2 separate regions of the Homo sapiens genome follow, and region 2 is linked to region 1. Evidence: chromatin loops called from intact Hi-C (ENCODE). Cell type or tissue: heart right ventricle. All regions are shown on one strand. Links, peaks and the distances in the headings refer to the core of each region. The heading gives the core; the rest is flanking DNA.

What was found. A loop is a pair of places that touch in the nucleus more often than their neighbours do. Peaks named below come from ENCODE experiments on the same cell type or tissue, not always from the same donor. Only the 100,000 strongest peaks of a DNase experiment are listed, where the experiment ranks them.
Region 2: a loop joins it to region 1, with 10 times the contacts of the local background. A loop is called at or near these places in 26 of 110 quality-filtered maps.

What each region holds. Positions count from the first base shown.
Region 1 is chr9:36,537,801-36,550,230 of GRCh38, reverse strand. No RefSeq gene overlaps it. Among named protein-coding and RNA genes, the nearest start is that of MELK, 29 kb to the left of the region's middle. In heart right ventricle, for the core only: no CTCF peak of the experiment used is centred there; a DNase peak (open chromatin) is centred at 6,170; H3K27me3 peaks cover 646 bases.
Region 2 is chr9:36,491,423-36,503,852 of GRCh38, reverse strand. No RefSeq gene overlaps it. Among named protein-coding and RNA genes, the nearest start is that of MELK, 75 kb to the left of the region's middle. In heart right ventricle, for the core only: no CTCF peak of the experiment used is centred there; no DNase peak of the experiment used is centred there.

The DNA.
Region 1 (12,430 bases), core at 2,063-10,062:
CACCATTGCACTCCAGCCTGGGCAACAAGAGCGAAACTCCATCTCAAAAAACAAACAAACAAACAATAATAATAATAATAAAAATGCCAATCTAGGTAGGGCTGGGCGAGGTGGCTCATGCCTGTAATCCCAGCACTTTGGGAGGCCGTGGCGGGCGGATCACCTGAGGTCGGGAGTTCAAGACCAGCCTGACCAATGTGGAGAAACCCTGTCTCCTCCATAAATACAAAATTAGCTGGGCATGGTGGCACATGCCTGTAATTCCAGCTACTCAGGAGGCTGAGGCAGAAGAATCGCTTGAACCTGGGAGGCAGAGGTTGTGGTGAGCCGAGATTGCGCCATTGCACTCCAGCCTGGGCAACAAGAGCGAAACTCCATCTCAAAAAAAAAACATTCTTTCCTTCATGTTAACTTTAGATAACCTGACAACAATGTGCCTTGGAGATGATCCTTTTTTTTTTTTTTTTTTTTAAAGACAGAGTCTTACTCTGTTACCCAGGCTAGAGTGCAGTGGCACGATCTCAGCTCATTGCAACCTCCACCTCCTAGGTTCAAGCGATTTTCCTGCCTCAGCCTCCTGAGTAGCTGGGACTACAGTCATGCACCACGACACTGGCTAATTTTTGTATTTTTAGTAGAGATGGGGTTTCTCCATATTGGTCAGGCTGGTCTCGAACTCCCAACCTCAGGTGATCTGCCTGCCTCAGCCTCCCAAAGTGCTGGGATTACAGGCATGAGCCACCGCGCCTGGCCATTTTTTTTTTTTTTTTTTTTTTTTTGGTGATGATCTTTTTGCGATGAATTTCCCAGGTGTTCTTTGAGCTTCTTGTATTTGGATGTCTAGGTTTCTAGCAAGGCTGGGGAAGTTTTCCTTGATTATTCCCCCAAATATGTTTTCCAAATTTTTAGATTTCTCTTCTTCCTCAGGAACGCCGATTATTCTTAGGTTTGGTCGTTTAACATAATCCTAGACATCTTGGAGGCTTTGTTCATATTTTCTTATTCTTTTTTCTTTGTCTTTGTTGAATTGGGTTAATTTGAAAACCTTGTCTTCGAGCCCTGAATTCTTTCTTCTGCTTGTTCGATTCTATTGCTGAGACTTTCCAGAGCATTTGCATTTCTATAAGTGCATCCATTGTTTCCTGAAGTTTTGATTGTTTTTTATTTATGCTATCTTTTTCACTGAAGATTTCTTCCTTCATTTCTTATATCTTTTTTTGATTTCCTTAAATTGAGCTTTGCCTTTTTCTGGTGCCTCCTTGATTAGCTTAGTAACTGACCTTCTGAATTCTTTTTCAGGTAAATCAAGGATTTCTTCTTGGTTGGATCCATCGCTTCTGAGCTGGTGTGATTTTTGCAGAGTGTTGAAGAACTTGTTTTGTCATATTACCAGAGTTGGTTTTCTGGTTCCTTCTCATTGGTGTAGGCTTTGTCAGAGGGAAGGTCTAGGGATCAAGGCTGTTGTTCGGGTTCTTTTGTCCCATGGGGTGTTCCCTTGATGTGGTACTCTCCCCATTTTCCTAGGGATGTGGTTTCCTGATAGTAGAACTGTAGTGATTGTTATCTCTCTTCTGGATCTAGCCACCCAACAGGTCTACCAGGCTCCTGGCTAATACTGGGGGTTGTCTGCACAGAGTCATGTGATGTGACCATCTGTAGGTCTCTCAGCCATGGATACCAACACAGTATTTAGGGTGTCTCCCAGGTCCTGCAGGAGCAATCTGCTTCCTTCCTAGGGTCTGTGGGTTCTCTCAGCTTTCCTGATCTATTCCTGCAGTACTTCTGGAGCAAAAGTTCACGATGCGAGAGGCTGCACACTGCTCTGTCCGTCCAAGTGGGAGCTGCAATCTAGTCCTGCCTCCCCACTGCCATGATCCCTCCCTACTCGACAGTTGTGTATCTTGATTATAATGGTAATTATACAAAGCTAGGCATGTGGTAATGTTATATAAAGCAAGACACATACACACACACTAATGACTGCAAGTATAATGGGTGAAGTCTGAACAAGTGATGAGGATTATACCAATGTTGGTTTCCTATCTGAATAGGCTCTGTGCATTGTACCAATGTTGATTTCCTGGTTTTGATATTGCACTGTAGCCATGGAAGATATTAACATTGAGGGAGAATGGAGTGAAGGGTGCAGTGGAACTTCCTGGACATTTCTTTGGAAGTTCCTGTGAATCTATAATTATTCCCCCCAAAAAATGTTTACAAAATATTGAGACGCTATAAGCACGTAATGGGGGAGGGCAGGGATGCCACACTCTCTTCATAGCAAATAATTGCTTTGTGTCTTTTAGGATTTTCCACTGTATCACCAGAGATTCCTGTAAGATAAAAATCTGTTTATAATGATCTGAGCTGATTCTGTTTTACATACACGCCCCCACTCCACATACACACAAAGAGAAGTATTTTTGCATGGTTTTAACATTCACCGAATTTTCCAGGAACCAAACTGCTGTGTAAATGTAAGAAAAATGTACTTTGTTTGGTTGGGAACCTTACCAAGTGTTGTTGACCATTTTGGGAAATCAAATTGTTTTTGGCCATGCATCTACTAGAATGTGAGTGTCAGTACAACCTTCCTGGGTCACTACATTTGTAATTGCAAATGCACATGCAGGCCAGCGTGGTGGCTCACGCCTGTCATCCCAGCACTTTGGGAGGCTGAGGCAGGCAGATCACTTGAAGTCAGGAACTCAAGACCAGCCTGGCCAACATGGTGAAACCCCGTCTCTAGTAAAAATACAAAAATGAGCCGGACATGGTGGCACATGCCTATAATCCCAGGTACTCAGGAGGCTGAGGCAGAATTGCTTGAACCTGGGAGGTGGAGGTTGCAGTAAGCCAAGATCGTGCCACTGCACTCCAGCCTGGGAGCAGAGTGAGACTCCATCTCAAACAAACAACAAAAAACAAATGCACATGCAAGTAGGTAACAGAGAAGATTCAAAACTCCTTTTAACAGACTTAGAACCAAATACCAATTATTAAATTGGCAGAGTAATGACATGGAAATACCATTAAATTTCGTTAGTAAGGGTTATTTTATGAAAAGCTAATGTTTTTGCCACGTTATAATTTTGACACAATGCTAAAAAATATTATTGAAATGTACTTATTAAACCATTTAGTTAAGTTTTCCATGTATTTCAACTTTGATACATTTCCCATGGGTCTTCATCACAATTTCTCTCTAGCAGTGCTATCCCATAGGAATATAATGCAAGCCATATTATAATTTTAAATTTTCTTTCTTTCTTTTTTTTTTTTTTGAGATGGAGTCTCCCTCTGTCGCCCAAGCTGGCATGCAGTGGCACGATCTTGGCTCACTGCAACCTCCGCCTCCTGGGTTCAAACTTTAAATTTTCTAGTAGCCATATTAAAAAGTTTTCTTTAAAAGGTGAATTAATTTTGATATTTTATTTAACCCAATAGATACATAATATGATTTCAACACGTAATCACTTAGAAAAAAAAAATTGTTTTTGAGATAAAATCTCACTTTGTCGTCCAGGTTGGCGTACAGTGGTACAAATACAGCTCACTGCAGTCTCAAACTCCTGGGCTCAGGTGATCCTCCCCACTCAGCATACTGATTAGCTGGGACCAGAGGTATGTGCCACCATGCCCAGCTGATTTAAAAAAATATATTTGTAGATATGAGCCCAGGTTGGTCTCAAACTTCTGAGCTCAAGCAATCCTCCTGCCTCAGGTTCCCAAAGTGCGGGGATTACAGGTGTGAGCCACCGTGTCTGGCAGAAAAAATTATTAATGAAGTATTCTATATTTTTTTATTTTTATTTTATTAATTTTTTTTTGGAAAGGGAGTTTTGCTCTTGTTGCCCAGGCTGGAGTACAATGGCGGGATCTCAGCTCACCACAACCTCAGCCTCCCTGGTTCAAGTGATTCTCCTGCCTCAGCCTCCTGAGTAGCTGGGATTACAAGCATATGCCACCATGCCTGGCTAATTTTGTATTTTTAGTAGAGACGGGATTGCTCCATGTTGGTCAGGCTGGTCTCAAACTCCCGACCTCAAGTGATCTGCCCTCCTCAGCCTCCCAAAGTGCTGGGATTACAGGCGTGAGCCACCATGCCTGGCCTATACTTTTCTTTTCTTCCTTCCTTTCTTTTTTTTTTTTGAGATGGAGTCTCGCTCTGTCGCCCAGGCTGGAGTGCTGTGGCGCAATCTCGGCTCACTGCAGCAAGCTCCACCTCCCGGGTTCACGCCATTCTGCCTCAGCCTCCCTAGTAGCTGGGACTACAGGCGCCCGCCACCACACCCGGCTAATTTTTTGTATTTTTAGTAGACATGGGGTTTCACCATGTTAGCCAGGATGTTCTTGATCTCCTGACTGGTGATCCACCAGCCTCGGCCTCCCAAAGTGCTGAGATTACAGGCGTGAGCCACCGCACCCGGCCGCCTATTCTTTTTTATATTAAGTGTTTGAAATTGGAGCCGGGTGCGGTGGCTCACGCCTGTAATCCCAGCACTTTGGGAGGCTGAGGCGAGCGGGTCACCTGAGGTCAGGAGTTCGAGACCAGCCTGACCAACATGGAGAAACCTCATCTCTACTAAAAATACAAAATTACCCGGGCGTGGTGGAACTTGCCTGTAATCCCAGTTACTAGGGAGGCTGAGGCAGGACAATCGCTTGAACCTGGGAGGTGGAAGTTGTGGTGAGGTGAGATCATGCCATTGCAGTCCAGCCTGGGCAACAAGAGCAAAACTCCGCCTCAAAAAAAAAAAAAAGGAAAAAAAAAAAAGAAATTGGATATGTGCTTTACACTTATAACACAACTCAATTTAGACTAGCTTTGCTCAATAGCCATATATGGCCAGTAGTTACTATATTAGACAGCATAGTTCCATAGCTTTATATATTTATCCATCTTCTCCTTTGACCTATCAAGAGATACAGTCTCTTAAATCTATTTTTTTTTTTTTTGAGATGGTCTCTCACTCTGTCACCAGGTTGGAGTGCAGTGGTGCTATCTCGGCTCACTGCAACCTCTGCCTCCCGGGTTCAAGCGATTCTCCTGCCTCAGCCTCCCGAGTAGCTGGGACCACAGGCATGCACCACCATGCCTGGCTAATTTTTGTATTTTTAGTAGAGATGAGGTTTTACTGTGTTGGTCAGGCTGGTCTCAATCTCTTGACCTCGTGATCCACCCACCTCGGCCTCCCAAATTGCTGGGATTACAGGCGTGAGCCACCGCGCCCAGCTTAAAACTTTTTAATTAATAGATACTCAATATATGCCTCTACATAAGGTAGAATTTTAAAATAGGAGACTTGGGTGTTATATTATCCTTATGTTTGTGAAAACAAATGGAAATATCATACTTTCTCATTTTTTTCAATTTGACATCTAAAATTTGCTTTGGTACGTGCTACCCCTCCTTCAATTAAATGTTTTTTTCCTTAGCTGGGTGCCTGTAGTCCCAGCTACATGGGAGGCTGAGGCAAGAGGATCGCTTGAGCCCAGGAGTTGCAGGCTGCAGTGAGCTATGACTGCACCACTGCACCCCAGCCTGAGCAACAGAGCGAGATCCTGTCTCTAAAAATAATAAAATAGGCCGGGCGTGGTGGCTCACACCTGTAATCCCAGCACTTTGGGAGGCCGAGGTGAGTGGATCACGAGGTCAGGAGTTCAAGACCATCCTGAGCAACATGGTGAAACCCCGTCTCTACTAAAAATACAAAAATTAGCCACGCATGGTGGTGCACACCTGTAATCCCAGCTACTCAGGAGGCTGCGGCAGAAGAATCTCTTGAGCCTGGGCGGCAGAGGCTGCAGTGAGCCAAGATCATGCCACTGCACTCCAGCCTGGACTACAGAGCAAGATTCCGTCTCAAAAAATAAATAAATAAAAATAAAAATAATAAAATGTAGATTTAAAAAAATACCCCGGATGCGTTTGTGCCACTGCATGCCAGCATGGTGACAGAGCGAGACTCAGTCTCAAAAAAAAAAAAGAACCGCAGGCCTCAGCAGGCCTCGAGGCTAAGACTGGACTCCATGCCAACACATCCATTGCAGCTGGGAAACTGGCCTACAAAAGGAATTCTGGAGAAAGACCTGCCAAGCCCATTTGTTCAGCCTTATGAAATTCTTCTGACCACTCCCATGGTTGTACTTTGTGCAGACCACCCACATGGATACACATATCTCATTGCAGGCCTGCCTGGAGACAAGCCACAGCCACATGAAAACCACCAAAACAAGGCACTCGTGAATCCTTGGCAAGTCGCAGGTACCAGTTAGGAACACAATAGCCTGGAAGGGAACTCCTAAGTTTTCACTGTTCTGTGGTGACATTAGCTTGGAAAAAGAAGTAACATTCATAACTAAGAGATGCCACAGTAAAGTATTCTTGGAGAACTGTGTGATAGAGGATGAATAACCCTAGGACTAACCCCCTGAATTGGGAAAATGCTGAGCAAACCTTGACTGTAGGATTCCCTGTAACAGTGGCTTGCTGCTGCCTACCAGCAAGGTCTTGCTTGCCCCCACTCACCTTCTCCATCATATAGTGATGATGAACAGCAATAATCCATAGCAAGGCATATTCATGCCATATGAATGCATAAGTACCAACAGGTGGATTTGTTCACCCATAGAGGAAGAATACAGTGAGGAAAGCAGCCCATCTGGAATAAATCAGTGCTGCATAGCTGCCCGCCTTGGCCTCCCAAAGTGCTGGGATTACAGGCGTGAGCCAACGTGCCCGGCCTATTTTATTATTATTATTATTATTATTATTGAGACAAAATCTCGATTCATCGCCCAGGCTAGAATGCAGTGGCGTGATCTTGGCTAACTGCAACCTCTGCCTCCCGGGTTCAAGTGATTCTTGTGTCTCACCCTCCCAAGTAGCTGGGATTACAGGCACTCGCCACCACATCAGCCAATTTTCTTTTTTTTTTTTTGAGACGGAGTCTTGCCCTGTCGTGCAGGCTGGAGTGCAATGGCATGATCTTGGCTCACTGCAACCTCTGCCTTACAGGTTCAAGTGATTCTCCTGTTCCAGCTTCCTGAGGAGCTAGGATTACAGGCACCCGTCATCATGCCGGCTAATTTTTGTTTTTGTTTTTGTTTTTTTGAGACGGAGTCTCGTTCTGTCGCCCAGGCTGGAGTGCAGTGGCGCGATCTCGGCTCACTGCAAGCTCCGCCTCCCGGGTTCACGCCATTCTCCTGCCTCAGCCTCCGAGTAGCTGGGTTTACAGGCGCCCGCCACCACGCCCTGCTAATTTTTTTTGTATTTTTTTAGTAGAGACGGGGTTTCACCGTGTTAGCCAGGATGGTCTCGATCTCCTGAACACGTGATCCACCCGCCTTGGCCTCCCAAAGTGCTGGGATTACAGGCTTGAGCCACTGCGCCCGGCTAATTTTTGTGTTTTTGTAGAGACAGGGTTTCACCATGTTGGCCAGGCTGGTCTCGGACTCCTGACCTCAGGTGATCTGCCTGCCTCGGCCTCCCAATGTGCTGGCATTACAGGCGTGAGCCACCACGCCTGGCCACAAATTTCTTCTTCAAGAAATGAGACTTTATTTCAGGCTGGGCGCTATGCACAGTCACAGGAAATTCAGGCTGCTATCGAAGGTTCTACCTGCTGAGCTTCTCAAGCTCCTCTGTGCATTAGCACCACTAGGAGGGCCTGTTGCAATGCTGACTGTTGGGCTCCACTCCCAAAGTTCCTGATTCCGTGAGTCTGGGACAAAGCTAGAGAATTTACACTTCAAACAAGCTTCCAGGTGATGGTGATGCTGCAAGTCTGGGAACAAGACTTTGGGAACCAGGAGCCTAGATTTATCTATCACACAGCCATTTATTACTTGCGGCTTTAACCAGGAAGGGGGTCAGCCCTCTACATTCAGATTACCCAAACAAATTAAAAGTTCTGTTATTTACTACTATTTAGTCTTTATCTCCCAGGGAAAGTGGGTAGACAGGGTTCATTCTTAGTGAAAGACTCATAATATCTATGCATCCCTCAATTCCCCAATTCTTCTCCTTCCCCATTCAGAGAATTTTTTTTTATATATATACTTTAAGTTCTAGGGTACAAGTGCACAATGTGCAGGTTTGTTACATATGTATACATGTGCCCTGTTGGTGTGCTGCACCCGTTAACTCGTCATTTACATTAGGTATATCTCCTAATGCTATCCCTCCCTGCTCCCCCCACCCCATGACAGGCCCCGGTGTGTGATGTTCCCCACCCTGTGTCCAAGTGTTCTCATTGTTCAATTCCCACCTATGAGTGAGAGCATGCAGTGTTTGGTTTTCTGTCCTTGCGATAGTTTGCTCAGAATGATGGTTTCCAGCTTCATCCAAGTCCCTACAAAGGACATGAACTCATCCTTTTCTATGGCTGCATAGTATTTCATGGTGTATATGTGCCACATTTTCTTAATCCAGTCTATCACTGATGGACATTTGGGTTGGTTTCAAGTCTTTGCTATTGTGAATAGTGCCGCAATAAACATATGTGTGCATGTGTCTTTATAGCAGCATGATTCATAATCCTTTGGGTATATACCCAGTAATGGGTTGGCTGGGTCAAATGGTATTTCTAGTTCTAGATCCTTTTTTTGTTTTGTTTTGAGACGGAGTCTCGCTCTGTCCCCCAGGCTGGAGTGCAGTGGCATGATCTCAGCTCACTGCAAGCTCCATCTCCCGGGTTCACGCCATTCTCCTGCCTCAGCCTCCCAAGTAGCTGGGACTACAGGCACCTGCCACCACGTCTGGCTAATTTTTTGTATTTTCAGTAGAGACGGGGGTTTCACCATGTTAGCCAGGATGGTCTCGATCTCCTGACCTCGTGATCCACCCGCCTCGGCCTCCAAAAGTGCTGGGATTATAGGTGTGAGCCACCGCGCCCGGCCTCTAGTTCTAGATCCTTAAGGAATCGCCACACTATCTTTCACAATCATTGAACTAGTTTACAGTCCCACCAACAGTGTAAAAGTGTTCCTATTTCTCCACATCCTCTCCAGCACCTGTTGTTTCCTGACTCAGAGAATCTTTATCTAAACCACAGGGCAGCAAATCTATTCCATAAAGATCCAAATAGGGTTGGGTGCGGTGGCTCATGCTTGTAATCCCAGCAGTTTGAGAGGCTGAGGTGAGCAGATCACCTGAGGTCGGGAGTTTGAGACCAGCCTGACCAACATGGAGGAACCCCGTCTCTTCTAAAAATACAAAATTAGCCGGGCGTGGTGGTACGTATGCCTGTAATCACAGCTACTCGGGAGGCTGAGGCAGGAGAATCGCTTGAACCAGGAGGCAGAGGTTGTGGTGAGCCGAGATCAAGGCATTGTGCTCCAGTCTGGGCAACAAAAGCAAAACTCTGACTCAAAAAAAAAAAAAAATACTTGGGGCTCTAACCAGGAAGCGGGTCAGCCCTCTGCATTCAGATTACCCAAACAAATTAGAAGTTCTGTTATTTACTACTATTTAGTCTTTATCTCCCAGGGCTTGGCTTAGTGGGAAAGTGGGTAGACGGGGCTCATTCTTAGTGAAAGACTCGATCTATGCATTCCTCAATTCCCCAATTCTTCTCTTCTCCCATTCAGAGAATCTTTATCTAAATCACAGGGCAGCAAATCTATTCCATAAAGATCCAAATAGGGTTGGGTGAGGTGGCTCATGCCTGTAATCTCAGCATTTGGGAGGTCAAAGTGGGAGGATCTCTGGAGCCCAGGAGTTGAGACCAGCCTGGGCAATATAGTGAAACCCCAAAAAAATCTGAATAGTGGATATTTCAGGTTTTGTGGGCCATGAAGTTTCTGTTATAATTACTCAATTCTGCATTTGTATGCAAAAGCAATGATAAAGAATAAGTAAATGAACAAGCATGGCTGTCTTCAAATAAAAAATGTATTTATGGACACTGAAATTTGATTTTCATGTAATTATTATTACTCTCATTTTGATTTTCTTCATTAATTTAAATATATTAGAACCATTCTTAGCTCTCAGGCTTTACAAAAAACAGGCAATAGACTGGATCTGGCCCACAGGAAGGATGTGGCCTACTAGTCATAGTTTGCTGACCCCTGGCCCTACATCATAATCTCTGTACAACCTTTTTCAAATTTGAAATCTGGCTTTTTGGGGATAGAACTTGGAAGCAAATTACAAGTACATGAGATGTCTCCATATCAGCTTAAGACAATAAATAAAGAGGACTCTTACATCTCATTTTAACTGCTGGGTAAATGTGTCTAGAACTATGATAGCTAAATTCTTATTTCAAACATGATTATTATAGATGAGATGGGGCCTTGAGAAAATTATAGAGACTGGATAGTGATCATCAGGGTCTACATTCTAAAGTTTTTGTTGTTGTTGTTGTTTGTTTTTTGAGATGGAGTCTTGCTCTTGTCACCCAGGCTGGAGTGCAATGGCATGATCTCGGCTCACTGCAACCTCTGCCTCCCAGGTTCAAGCAATTTTCCTGCCTCAGCCCCTCCCGAGTATCTGGGATTACAGGCACCTGCCACCATGCCTGGCTAATTTTTGTATTTTTAGTAGAGATGGGGTTTCGGCATGTTGGCCAGGCTGGTCTCAAACTCCTGAACTTGTGATCCGCCCACCTTGGCCTCTCAGAGTGCTGGGATTACAGGCGTGAGCCACTGCGCCTGGCCACATTCTATAGTTTGATACTTGATGTTGATAAAGAGCTAAAAATCTTCAGCTCCCCCAGTTTATCTATGTGGGAAAAAAAACACCTAATTTAAAGTTTGGTTTAAATTAACTTGATAGTTTCACAAAATAGCATAGCATATGCTTAATAATCAGTGAATGTCCTTCCAGAACAGTGATTTTCAACTTTCACTGCATATTACAATCACCTGGAAAGCTTTTACAATTCCAAATGCCCAGACTGAACGTCCACCAATTAAACCAGAATTTGGGACCAAGAATTCCCCAGGTGGTTCTTATTAGCATCCAGGGTTATAAATCACTACTGTAGTGTAAGATTCAGGAGTTCTGCTCTTTGCCCAGGTGCGCTGTGTTGTGCCCAACACCAAAAGACCCGATTTGCAACACTTGTATAGTCCTGTGTAGCCTAACTCCTAAGTAGGTGCAGATCCTTCGAATTATAGACACCTGGCCTTTCTTCCTGCCTTGAACCTGTATGCCAGGGCATGTGAATTCAAGATGGGCTTCTGGGTTCTGTATACGTCACCTTGGCAACAAAGTAGGCTCCAAGTACAAATCAATGAGAAAGACAGTAAAGGACGTGAACAGACACTTCACAAAAGAAGATATATAAATAAGCACATAGAGGCCGGGCGCAGTGGCTCACGCCTGTAATCCCAGCACTTTGGGAGGCCGAGGCAGGCGGATCATGAGGTCAGGAGATCGAGACCATCCTGGCTAACACGGTGAAACCCCGTCTCTATTAAAAATACAAAAAATTAGCCAGGCGTGGCGGCAGGCGCCTGTAGTCCCAGCTACTTGGGAGGCTGAGGCAGGAGAATGGCATGAACCCGGGAGGTGGAGCTTGCAGTGAGCCAAGATCACGCCACTGCCCGCTAGCCTGGGCGACAGAACGAGACTCCACTCTGTCTAAAAAAAAAGAAAAGAAAGGAGCAGGGGAATGACAGAATTTTTGGAGTGACAGAAATGTATCAGGTCCTGGAAGACCATAATTTTGTACAATGTGGCTCACTTATAAATTTTTTTTTTTTTTGAGACAAGGTCTCTCTTTGTCACCCAGGCTGGGGTGCAGTGGCCTGATCACAGCTCACTGCAGCCTCGACAATCAAGGCCTCAAGTGATCCTCCCACCTCAGCCTCCCGAGTAGCTGGGACTATAGGCACAGGCCACCACACCCGGGTAATTTTTGTATATTTTGTACAGACAGGATCTCACTATGTTGCCCAGGCTGATCTTGAACTCCTGAAATCAAGCGATCCTCCCACCTTAGCCTCCCAAAGTGCTGGAAATATAGAGGCATGAGCCACTGAGCCTGGCCTGGTTTCCTTATAACTTAGATGAGGGAAAAAAAAAGAAAAGCTTCCCGGCAGGGGCCCTGCCTGTGTGGAATTTGCACACTCTCCCATGTCTGTGTGGGTTTCCTTCAGGTACTGTGGTTTCCTCCCACATCCCAAAGCAAATGCTGTTGATTAATCAGCGTGGGTTCATTGCATGTCTAAATTGTCTTGGTCTGAGTGAGTGTGGGTGTGTGTGCAGGTGTGTGTGAGAGTGTGCTCTACAACAGGATAGTGTCCAGTCCAGGGCAGGTTCCAGCCCTGTGCTATGACCTGCCGAGCTAGGCTCTGGCTACCCGCAACCTTGAACTGGAATAAGTGGGTTAGAAAATGAATAAATGGGCCAGGAGCAGTGGCTCACACCTGTAATCCCAGCACTTTGGGAGGCCAAGGCAGGCGGATCACGAGG
Region 2 (12,430 bases), core at 2,128-10,127, 46 kb after region 1:
ATCAGGTAATAACACTATACGGCTCTATTCCAGGAAAGAAAGGGCAGGAAGTGTTGGTCAGGAGTTCAAAGTCCATTGAGGGTCTATCAGACCGGAAGACTGAGCAGATGGAAAATCAAGGAACCAAGAGGGGTTTAAAATAGTGACCCCCCACCAAAATGGCAGAAGTTAAAAGGACTGACAATAGCAAGAGTCTGTGAGGATGTGCAGCAACTGGAACATTTTTGTGTGTAGAGACAAAGTCTCACTCTGTTGCCCAGGCTGGAGTGCAGTGGCACGATCATAGCTCACTGCAGCCTCGAACACTTGAGTTCAAGTGATCCTCATGCCTCAGCCTTCCAAAGTGCTGGAACTACAAGCATAAGCCACTATACCCGGCCCAACAACTGAAATTTTTTTTACATTGCTAGTGGGAGTATAATTTGTACAACTACATTGGACAACTGCTTGGCAGTATATGTAAAGTTAAATATACATATCTATGCCCTGTGACTCAGCACTTTCAATCCTGGAATGAACAAACAACTACTACATACAACAACATGGATAAATCTCACAAAATAGTGTCAAGCAAAAGAAACCAGACACGAACAAGTAGTCACCATATAATTCCATTTATACAAAATTTAAAAACAGGCAAAATTAATTCATGATGATAGGAATCAGAAGAGTAGTTACATTTAGGGGGTATGGACTTGAGGGGGCCTGAGGGAGCCTTCCGGAGAGATGGTATGATCTATATCTTTTTTTTTTTTTTTTTTTTTTTGAGATGGAGTTTGAGTTTCACTCTTGTTGCCCAGGCTGGAGTGCAATGGTGCAATCTCTGCTCACTGCAACCTCTGCATCCTGGGTTCAAGCAATTCTCCTGCCTCAGCCTCCCGAGTAGCTGGGATTACAGGCATGCGCCACCATGCCTGGCTAATTTTTTTTGTATTTTTAGTAGAGACGGGGTTTCTCCATGTTGGTCAGGCTAGTCTCGAACTCCTGACCTCAGGTGATCCACCCGCCTCCTCAGCTTTCCAAAGCGCTGGGATTACAGGTGTGAGCCACTGTGCCTGACCAGTATGGTCTATATGTTTTGATCCAGATCATGGTTACACAGGTGAACATATATAAAAATTCACTGAGCTGAATATTTAATGTTTGTTGAGGAGTTAATTCCACAGTCATGACTTTTCTGCTATGGCAATTGTGATGTTACTGTCATGGCTTGTTGAGTCGGGGGGTGGTCCTGGAGGTACTGGGCTTGCAAGGGTGCAGTCCTTGAGGCAACTATGCTGGGCAATGATGTAGTATTAAAAGCCGTGGATGGCTGGATGCTGTGACTCATGCCTGTAATCCCAGCACTTTGGGAGGCCGAGGTGGGTGGACCACATGAGGTCAGGAGTTTGAGACCAACCTGGCCAACATGGCGAAACCCAGTCTGTACTTAAAAAACAGAAAAATTGCCGGGCACGGTGGCTCACACCTGTAATCCCAGCACTTTGGGAGGCCGAGGCGGGCGGATCATGAGGTCAGGAGATCGAGACCATCCTGGCTAACACGGTGAAACCCCATCTCTACTAAAAATACAAAAAATTAGCCAGGCGTGGTGGTGGGGCCTGTAGTCCCACCTACTCGCGAGGCTGAGGCAGGAGAATGGCGTGAACCCCAGAGGCGGAGCTTGTAGTGAGCCGAGGTCCAGCCACTGCTCTCTAGCCTGGGCAACAGGGCGAAACTCTGTCTCAAAAAAAAAAAAAAAAAATTAGCCGGGTGTGGTGGTGCACATCTATAGACCCAGCTACTAAGGAGGCTGAGGCACAAGAATTGCTTGAACCTGGGAGGCAAGTTTGCAGTGAGGTAAGATTGTGCCACTGCCCTCCAGCCTGGGCGACAGAAAGAGACTCTGTCCCCCTCACCTCCCCCCGCAAAAAAAACCTCTGGACTTGGAGTCCTGAGTTTGACTGTCAGCACTCTGCTTAGGATCAACTCCAGTCAGAAGCACTGGTGTGTTGTGATCAGTCATGAGGTGAGTTACACATTATTCATTGGTAATTATAAATTATTGTAGCTTTTAAAAATTTTCTTTTAATTTATTTGAATTCATAATACATGCATTTGGTTAAAAACAAATTAAATCTTGTAAAAGAAAATATAGCATAAAGGTCATTTTCTTCCCATCCCTGACTCCAAACACCAGTCCCCCAATCTCCCTCTTGAGAGGCAACCGCTGTCATCAGCTTCTTGAAGATACTTCCAGAAATAGTCTATGCATATTCATGAATGATTTCCTTGAAGAAAATCAGAGCAGATTCAAGATATGCCTATAATAATGTTGCTTGCATACAAAATGCTTTATTTTAATAATTTTCTAAATGGAATTAAGTTTTCATTATTAAAATACTATGTGCTTATTTTAAAATTGTATAAAGTAAAAGTGAAAGCTTTCTCTTCCTATTCCTTTTTTTTTTTTTTTTTTTTTTTTGAGACAGAGTCTCACTCTGTCGCCCAGGCTGGAGTGCAGTGGTGTGATCTCGGCTTACTGCAACCTCTGCCACCCGGGTTCAAGCATGTCTCCTGCCTCAGCCTCCTGGGTAGCTGGGACTACAGGTGCGTACCACCACACCCAGCTAATTTTTGTATTTTTAGTGGAGACAGGGTTTCACCATGTTGGCCAGGCTGGTCTTGGACTCCTGACCTCAAGTGATCCACCCCCCTTGGCCTCACAAAGTGCTGGGATTACAGGCATGTGCCACTGTGCTCAGCCAGGGTCTAAAGTCTTAATAACCAGCACTAATAATAATGACTTCTACTTTACTCCTTAGCCAAATTAACTACTCATCTTTGCATAATAATTGTGAACATTTGCTGAGTTCTTACTTTGTCAGGCTTTCTTCTGAGACAGGTAGCTAGACATATATATGTATGTATATCATATATGTAATATGTTATATATATATTATATAAGTTCATACATACTCATTTAATCCCTGTAACAACTCTTTGAGATTGGTACTTTTATAATCCTCGTTTGACTGAGGAGGCAACTAAGGCTGACACAGCTGGCAAGTGGCAGTCTTACTTCGGAACCACACCAAACTCTGTGCTATTCATTTCGAAGGTTTTTGTCATGCTACAACTGGCTGTGTAGGGCTGTTACTTAAAGAGGCAGCTGGGAGTATGCGTTGGAGAAAAGAGTGGTTCATTTCACTGGCACTAAAACATAAAAAGCAACCAATGACAAAAACCCTGAGTCTTATAGATTGCCACACTGCTGTCTTCTCTGAGACCCTTCATGGCTCCCCTCTACTAAACAAAGCCAAGATCCTCAGCCTGGTGTTCCAGAGCTTCCTTAGTCTTGTCAATTAGCCCTAGAAAGGGCTTTCTCTTATACTATGGGAACTTCTAAAACCATCTCTCCCATCATTTCATACCCATCTGGGAGGCTGTTATGGGATGAATTGTGTCCCCTAAAAAAGATATGTTGAAGTCCAAATCCCCATGCCAGAGCGTGAGCTTGTTAGGAAATAGGGTCAGTGCAGAAGTAATTAGTTAAGATGAAGTCATACTGGAGCAAGGGTGGGCTCTAAATCTAATATGACTAGTGTCCTTATATGAAGAAGGCCACATGAAAACAGAGGCAAACAGGGAGAACGCTATGTGACTATGGAAGCAGAGATTGGAGTTATGTGTGGCTGTAAGTCAAGGATTGTCAAAGATTGCCAGCAAACCACTAGGAGCAGGAAGAGGCAAGGAAGTTCTCTGGCAGGTTGCAGAGGGAGCATGGCCCTGCTGACACCTTGATTTTGGACCTCTAGCCTCCAGAATTGTGAGAAGATACATTTCTGTTGTTTTGAGCCATCCAGTTTGTAGTACTTTGTTACAGCAGCCCTAGGAAACTAAAACAGAGCCTTGGCCAGTTAACTCCATCACTGCAGATTTGAGTCCAAGATGTATGGGAGGGCCTTCTTTCTCTTGTTCCATTTCTTTGCTCTCAGCGGGCAGTGGCATCCTTGGCTGTTTGCTTACATAACACACAGACAACACACCCATGACATTCCCCCTATCTCTTAATGCAGACAGCACACCAGTAGTCTGTTTATTTCCCGACATGCCCTGTGCAGGGCTGGTACAGGTCCCCTGCCCCCTGCCTCTTCCTGGCTCAGGGCCAGCCCAACCCCTCTGGGGAGACAGTAGATTGAAGCCCCTTTCTGGGTTGCCTAGGCGACAGTGCCGTCTGAGTGCCCTGGAGCCAGGCAGCTGTGGCTGCAGGGAAGCGAGGGACCAAGGGAAGCTGGGGGTCAGAAAGGAGGATTAGGGGAAAGACCCAAAGAGAGTCCTTTAAAGTGGCTCTAGAACAAACACAAAAGGTAAAATTAAAACTGCAGCATCACCATAACCAGTGTTATAGAGCAATATGCCGGACTTGAGATGGAAAGGAAAAGGCTTCCCTCAGGGAATTCTATACGGAGCTTAGCTCTATGGGTCTCGGAGTCCAAGCCCCATTCAAACTTATGCTTTGAGGCCTTCTGGCAGCACAAGAGATCAAAAGATGACAAAACCCAGGCAAATAGGGACTGGCATTTTGCACAGCAAGGGCAAGTCTTCTATAAACAGCAGTAAGATACACAGTGAATGAAGAAAGATGCTTGCAGTTTTTTGGTTCACAATTAAGTGATGTCTGCTGTGTGTAGGGAAACATGCTGGGTGCTATGTATGAAGAGTGAGGATACAGACAGAAACACAATGCCATTCTTGCCCTCAAGAAGCCCATAGTCCTTCCTTAACCCAATCATTACTTCAAGAATGGACTTCTGCTGGGCGCAGTGGCTCACGCCTGTAATCCCAGCACTTTGGGAGGCTGAGGTGGGCAGATCACCTGAGGTCAGGAGTTCAAGACCGGCCTGGCCAACATGGTGAAACCCCATCTCTACTGAAAATACAAAAAAATTAGCCAGGAGTGGTGATGCATGCCTATAGTCTCAGCTACTCGGGAGGCTGGGGCAGGAGAATCGCTTGAACCCGGGAGGTGGAGGTGCATTGAGCTGAGATCAAGCCACTACACTCCAGCCTGGGCAACAGAGCAAGACTCTGTCTCAAACAAACAAAAAAAGAATTTCTAAGGCTGGGCACAGTGGCTCACGCCTGTAATCCCAGCACTTTGGAGGCCGAGGCGGGTGGATTGCTTGAGGTCAGGAGTTCGAGACCAGCCTGGCCAAGATGGTGAAACCCCGTCCCTGCTAAAAATACAAAAAAAAAAGAGCCAGGCAAGGTGGTGGGTGCCTGTAATCCCAGCTACTCGGGAGCTAAGGCAGGAGAATCGCTTGAACCTGGGAGGCAGAGGTTGCAGTGAGCCGAGATCGCACCACTGCACTCTAGCCTGGGTGACAGAGCAAGACTCCGTCTCAAAAAAAAAAAAAAATCAACTTATATAATAGCAAGCTGGAATGCTCCAAGGCAATTCTTCTCAGTCCAGGGGTTAGAAAGGGCTTCAGAGAGGCATGGGACTCAATCCTAAGTCACTCAGGTCATCACATCTCCCTGGTCACAGATCAGTATAAGGTAAGCAAGCATATACCCAATCTTAGCTGATACAAAGTAGTGAGACTTTTTGTTAGGATTGCTGAGAGGGTTACGTGTTTTCTCTTCTGTGCCAGGAGCTGCCATCACTGTCTCATCACTGCATGGAGTCTAGTATGAAACCAACATGGTGGTAAGCACAGCTGAGAGACAGAGGAAGATTGGGAGCTGACACATCATTCAAGTCCCTGAATCAAGTCATGCCAGATCCACCCCAGGCTTTGGATTATGAAAGCCAATACAGCCTGTTTCTTTTTTTCTTTTTTTTTTTTTGAGACCGAGTCTCGCTCTGTTGCCCAGCCTGGAGTGCAGTGGTGCCATCTTGGCTCATTGCAACCTCTGTCTCCTGGGTTCAAGTGAGTCTCGTGCCTCAGCTTCCCAAGTAGCTGGAATTACAAGCATATGCCACCACGCCCTCATAATTTTTGTATTTTTACTAGAAACGGGGTTTTACCATGTTGGCCATGCTGGTCTCAAATTCCTGGCCTCAAGTGATTCGCCTGCCTCGGCCTCCCAAATTGCTAGGACTACAGGTGTGAGACACTGCACCCAGCCGAGTCTATGTTTCTTAAAGTGGTTTATGTACTTCCAATTCAAAAGGTTCAAAAAAGATACATTAGAAACTCTTTTAACCGATTAATTGTATTAACCAATGCCCTCTATTCCGTCTGTAAAATATACTAATTTACACCCATGTGCACTGAATGCTCATAGCTGGTAAACTAGTTTCTGGGACTTACTGAGCCTACCAATTGAGAAGTTTCTCCACAAATCTGTTTGTGTTAGTTTTATTTATTACAGAAATTACATTACATAATTAAATATTAAGTAAACTGTGGAAACACAAGTGCAAGTGTAAAGATTGTTCCTGCTTCTATGAAAATTCAGCTAAATGTTTTGAAAGACTTGATAAAGGTATTTCTTTTTTTTGAGATGGAGTTTCACTCTTGTTGCCCAGGCTGGAGGGCAATGGCATGATCTCGGCTCACCGGGTTCAAGTGATTCTCCTGCCTCAGCCTCTGGAGTAGCTGGGATTACAGGCATGCGCCACCACGCCCGGCTAATTTTGTATTTTTAGTAGAGATGGGGTTTCTTCATGTCGGTCAGGCTGTTCTCAAACTTCTGACCTCAGGTGATCTGCCCGCCTCTGCCTCCCAAGGTGCTAGGATTACAGGCGAGAGCCACTGCACCCGGCCGATAAAGGTATTTCAAAATTGCTTTGGGGGCCAGGTGTGGTGGTATACGCCTGTAATCCCAGCACTTTGAGAGGCTGACGGGGGAGAATCACTCGAGGCCAGGAGTTTGAGACCAGCATGGGCAGCACAGTGAGACCCCATCTCTACAAAAACTTCTTTTAAAAATTGCTTTGGGGTTAGATATGGATAGACACATCATTAGAAATGAAATAATAGGCTGCGCGTGGTGGCTCATGCCTGTAATCCCAGCACTTGGGGAGGCCGAGGCCGGCAGATCACAAGGTCAGAAGATCGAGACCATCCTGGCTAACACGGTAAAATCCCGTCTCTACTAAAAAATATATATATAAAAAATTAGGCTGGGCACAGTGGCTCATGCCTGTAATCCCAGCACTTTGGGAGGCCGAGGCGGGCGGATCACCTGAGGTTGGGAGTTTGAGACCAGCCTGACCAACATGGAGAAACCCCATCTCTACTAAAAATACAAAATTAGCCGGGCATGGTGGCACATACCTGTAATCCCAGATACTAGAGAGGCTGAGGCAGGAGAATCGCTTGAACCTGGGAGGTGGAGGTTGTGGTGAGCTGAGATCACGCCATTGCACTCCAGCTCGGGCAACAAGAGCGAAACTCTGTCTCAAAAAAAAAAAAAATTAGCTGGGCATAGTGGCAGGTGCCTGTAGTCCCAGCTACTGGGGAGGGTGAGTCTGGAGAATGGTGTGAACCCGGGAGGCGGACCTTGCAGTGAGCCGAGATCGCGCCACTGCACTCCAGCCTGGGTGACAGACACTCAAAAAAAAAAAAAAAATAGAAATGAAACAATAAAAACATAGATGGATTTTACACTCAGCTTTGGAAAAGTCTTTCAGTTCTTTTTCCCCCTCTAAAGAAACCAATGCTGAAAATAGTAGATGATGCATATTGGGTGAGAAAGAGCATGAATTGTCTCTTAAGAAGCCTTGCAGTTTCCACCTGGGAACACTTGCTCTGGGGAAAGCCAGGCACTATGTAAGAAGTCTTATCTATTGTCGATGAAAAGAGTCAAACTCTGTAAAATATTTTGAGATTTATTCTGGGCCAAATATGAGTGACCGTGGCCTGTGACACAGCCCTCAGGAGATCCTGAGACCTGATGTTTCCTGTCTTCCAAAAATGTATAAAAGTCTGAGGTGGTTAGGGCACAGCCTGGTTTTATACATTTTTGGGAGACAGGAAACATCAATGAAATACATTTAAGATGTACATTGGTTTTTGGCGGAGGGGGGGCCTTCCAGGCTATAGGTAGATTTAAATATTTTCCAGTTGATAATTGGTTGAGTTTATCTGAAGACCTGGGATCAACAGAAAGGAAATGTTTAGGTTAGGATTGTGGAGACAAGTTTTATTGTGCAGAGGAAGCTCTCAGATAGCAGACTTCAGAAAGAACAGGTTGTAAAATGTTTCTTATCCGATGTAAAAGGGTGCCTGGCTCTTAGTTGATTATCTCCTGGATCTGGAAATGAAGGAAGGAAAAAAACGGGAAAGGGGTTTCTCTATGGAATGTGGATTTTTCCCACAAGAGACAACTTTTCAGGGCAATGTCAAGATATGGCAAGGAATTATATTTAGGGTTAAAATATTTTGATTTCTTCCCTTATTTGTTATGTGATGTTATGCCAGAGTCAGGTTAGAAAACAGACCACACTATACAGAGTTAAAATGAAAACCCCTCTGATGAGACTTTATGGTTTGTAGGGCATGAGTCCCCAGGGCCCTTAGGTAGGAATTTGGACAAACTAAAAAATCAGAGTTTAATCTTCACTATATTGAGTCTACCATGCTGTTAGGGAGCCCAAGCCAGTCACATGGAGACAGAGAGTTGCCCTATTAACCTCCAGCTGTTCCAGCCATCCTTTCGAGATGCCAGACAAGTGAGTGAAGAAGCCTTCCTGGATGTCTAGCCCAGTCAAGCTTTCAGATGAGTCCAGCCCTAGACACCATTTACTGAAACATCAGAGATCCCAAGTGAGAACCACCCAACTGAGCCTAGTCTACCCACAGAACCATGAAAAATAACAATAAATTTTTAAAAGCCTCTAAATATATTAGAGTGGTTTGTTATACAGCAATGGATAGCCAGTCTTTTGTAGATGAAAGGAGAGAGTTACAAGAAAGAGGAGGTGGCTGCTATTGTCAAATACCATGAAGAGATCATGGAGGATGAGAACTGAGAAAAGACCATTGTATTTGGCAATTGAGAAGCCAGCATTGTCTTTCAAGCATGTAGTTAATAGAATGGTAGGAGCAGAAGTCAAATTGGAAGTGTTTGTAGAGCAAGTGAATGGTGGGAAATAGATACAATGGTAGATTGGTCTTTTTTCTTTCTTTTTAAATAGTTTAACATTCACTGATGATCCTTGCTTGAATCAATTATCTCATTGGAGATTGCAAAATGGTAAGTTTTTAATTCTATCAATCCTTCTACATTTATTAGATGACATTCTTCTGTAAAGAAGAATTTCCTCTCATCAATTGGGGATGAACCTCATTTCTTCCTAAAATGGCAGGTTAAATGCTTCATTCTTTCTCTTTAATTACCAATTTCCTGACAAAGGAGTTGGTGTCATAGTATTTCCAATAGTGGCAAATGAATTTTTTCCTCCTTTCTCTTTTCTTGCTCTTTGAGCATCATTATGGACTCATGCATTACATTTATTCAATGTATTACAATCAATTACAGACTCAATTAGTCTTTAAAGAAGCCATAGAGGATAGGGCTAAGGATGTGATCAGAAAATTCCTAGAATACTGTGGTTGAAGAAACACACACACACACACACACACACACACCACACACACACATTTATCCTTACCAATAATAAAAATATGAAAGCAAAAACTATATAACAGAGAAAAAAATATAAAATTCCAATTCTGATACTATATATACAACCCTCCTAAAATTCTCACACAGGTTCTATAAGGGGTATGTATAAAGACAGTTATGGCAGTGATGTTTTTGGTTGTAGGCAATTTGGGTGTCCCTAATGAAGAAGACCTTAGGCAAAATGTGATGGGTGGAGTAATATGCAGTAGATAGAAGCAATGGGCCAGATCTTAAAAACATGCTGCAGCAAAAAAGAAAAATAAGAAAAAAAAATGTGTCTTACAATGTTATTTACAAAAGAAAAAAATACACACATCTAAGAAAATAGTACATATTTTATCCTACTACTATTTTTTTTTTTTTGAAAAATCTCTTTGTTGGGAGGTTTTGGTTTTGGTTTTGTTTTGAAAGAGTGTCATTACGTCACCCAGGCTGGAGTGCAATGGTGCAATCTCAGCTCACTGCAACCTCCACCTGCCGGGTTCAAGGGATTTTGGTGTCTCAGCCTCCTGGGTAGCTGGAATTACAGGCGTGCACCACCACGCCCAGCTAATTTTTGTATTTTTAGCAGAGACGGGGTTTCACCATGTTAGCCAGGCTGGTCTCAAAGTCTTGACCTCAAGTGATCTGCCTGCCTTGGCCTCCCAAAGTGCTGGGATTACAGGCGTCAGCCACCATGTCCAGCCCAATACTACATATTTTAAATAAACACAAACAAAAGGATATACATGAAACACATCGGAATAATTGCCTGTGGTGAGAAAGGGGAATGAGATTAGTGAATGTGAATAAAAGAGAATAAATAAATATAACAAATGAGAGTGGCCTTACAAGTGAGAAATATGACCAATTCAATCCCTTATATTTAAATAAAAATAAATGATTAAACAAATAAATTGCTATGATCTCTCTGGAAATTAGAACTTTTCAAAACATTGAATTAGCAATTCCACCTTTAGGAATGTGGCCTAAGGAAATAGAAACTAATGTTTATTAATGTGATAATAGTGAGGAAAAATGCTCAGCATGTTTTCTTTCGCTCTGGCTCTCACCCTGCAATTTACATCCCCAAGCATTTCAGGGAAACCATATAGTTGTCTCACATGTGCTTGTGATGTGTTTGTGAAGGAAAGTAGTCATGTGGTATTGGTGGTTCATTTCATCTCCTGCCTCAGCCCCTTCCACTTGGCATTGCTATTTTCACTTCCTTTGCTGAGCATGGTTACAAATTCCATTGGGTCTACCTTATCTGGATTCCTTCAGTTGCTAAGGCTGCAAAGTATTACTCTGTAATACTCTGAAATACCATCTTGCTCCTCTTCTGGTTTTATATGCTATTAGGTCTATCATTGTCTTATCGTTTTTCATGAAATAGCCCCTTCAGTATTTTCTTTTCTTTTCTTTTCTTTTCGAGACCGGAGTCTTGCTCTGTCGCCCAGGTTGTGGTGCAGTGGCACGATCTCGGCTCACTGCAAGCTCCGCCTCCCGGGTTCACGCCATTCTCCTGCCTCAGCCTCCTGAGTAGCTGGGACTACAGGCGACCACCACCACCACGCCCGGCTAATTTTTTGTATTTTTAGTAGAGACGGGGTTTCACCGTGTTAGCCAGGATGGTCTCGATCTCCTGACCTCGTGATCCGCCCACCTCGGCTTCCCAAAGTGCTGGGATTACAGGCTTGAGCCACCGCACCCGGCGCCCCTTCAGTATTTTCTTACAATTTCTCTCCTCCACTCCCTCATTAACCCCCAAATAAAATAATGATTTACAAGCCAGGCTGGGGCAAATACAAGTAAACAGACATTGTGCTAAGCTTGAAAGTGAAATAGGGAGTGCGAATCAGAACTACAATGAGATACCACTTCACATCCATTAGGAAGGCTATTATGAAGAAAAAGGTAGGGGTGGGGGTGGAATAACAAGTGTTGGCAAGACTGTGGATAAATTAGAACCCTTATGCATTGCTGGTGGGAATGCAAAAATGGTGCAGCCCCTATAGAAAACAGTCTGGTGCTCAAAAAGTTAAGCACAGAGTTACCATTATGATGCGGTAATTCTTCTCCTAGGTATATACTCAAAAGAACTAAAAGCAGTAAGGCCAGGCTTGGTGGCTCACGCCTGTAATCCTAGCACTCTGGGAGGCCGAGGCAGGCGGATTACCTGAGGTTGGGAGTTCAAGACCAGCCTGACCAACATGGAGAAACCCTGTTTCTACAAAAAGTACAAAAAATTAACCAGGTGTGGTGGCGTATGCCTGTAATCCCAGCTACTCAGGAGGCTGAGGTAGGAGACTCATTTGAACCTGGTAGGTGGAGCTTGCGGTAAGCTGAGATTGCGCCATTGCATCCCAGCCTTGGCAAAAACAGCAATACTCTTGTTGCCAAAATAAATAAAAATAAAATAATTAAAACAAAAATAAATAAAAATAAAACAAAAAGGAAGGAAATTCTAATACATACTGTCACATGAATAAACCTTGTAAACATTATGCGAGTGAAATAAGCCAGAAAGACACAAAAAGACAAATATTGTATGGTTCCACTTGCATTAGGTATCTAGAATAATCAAATCTGTAGAGACAGAAAGTAGAATAGACATACCAGGGGCTGAGGGGAGGAGGGAACTGAAAGTTATTTAATGGGTTTCTGTCTGGGATGGTGATGAAGATGTTCTGGAAACGGATAGTGGTGATGGTTTTACAACATTGTGAATACAGTTTTCTTTCTTTCTTTCTTTCTTTTTTTTTTTTGAGACAGAGTCTCGCTCTGTCGCCTGACTCTGGCTGGAGTGCAGTGGTGCGATCTCAGCTCA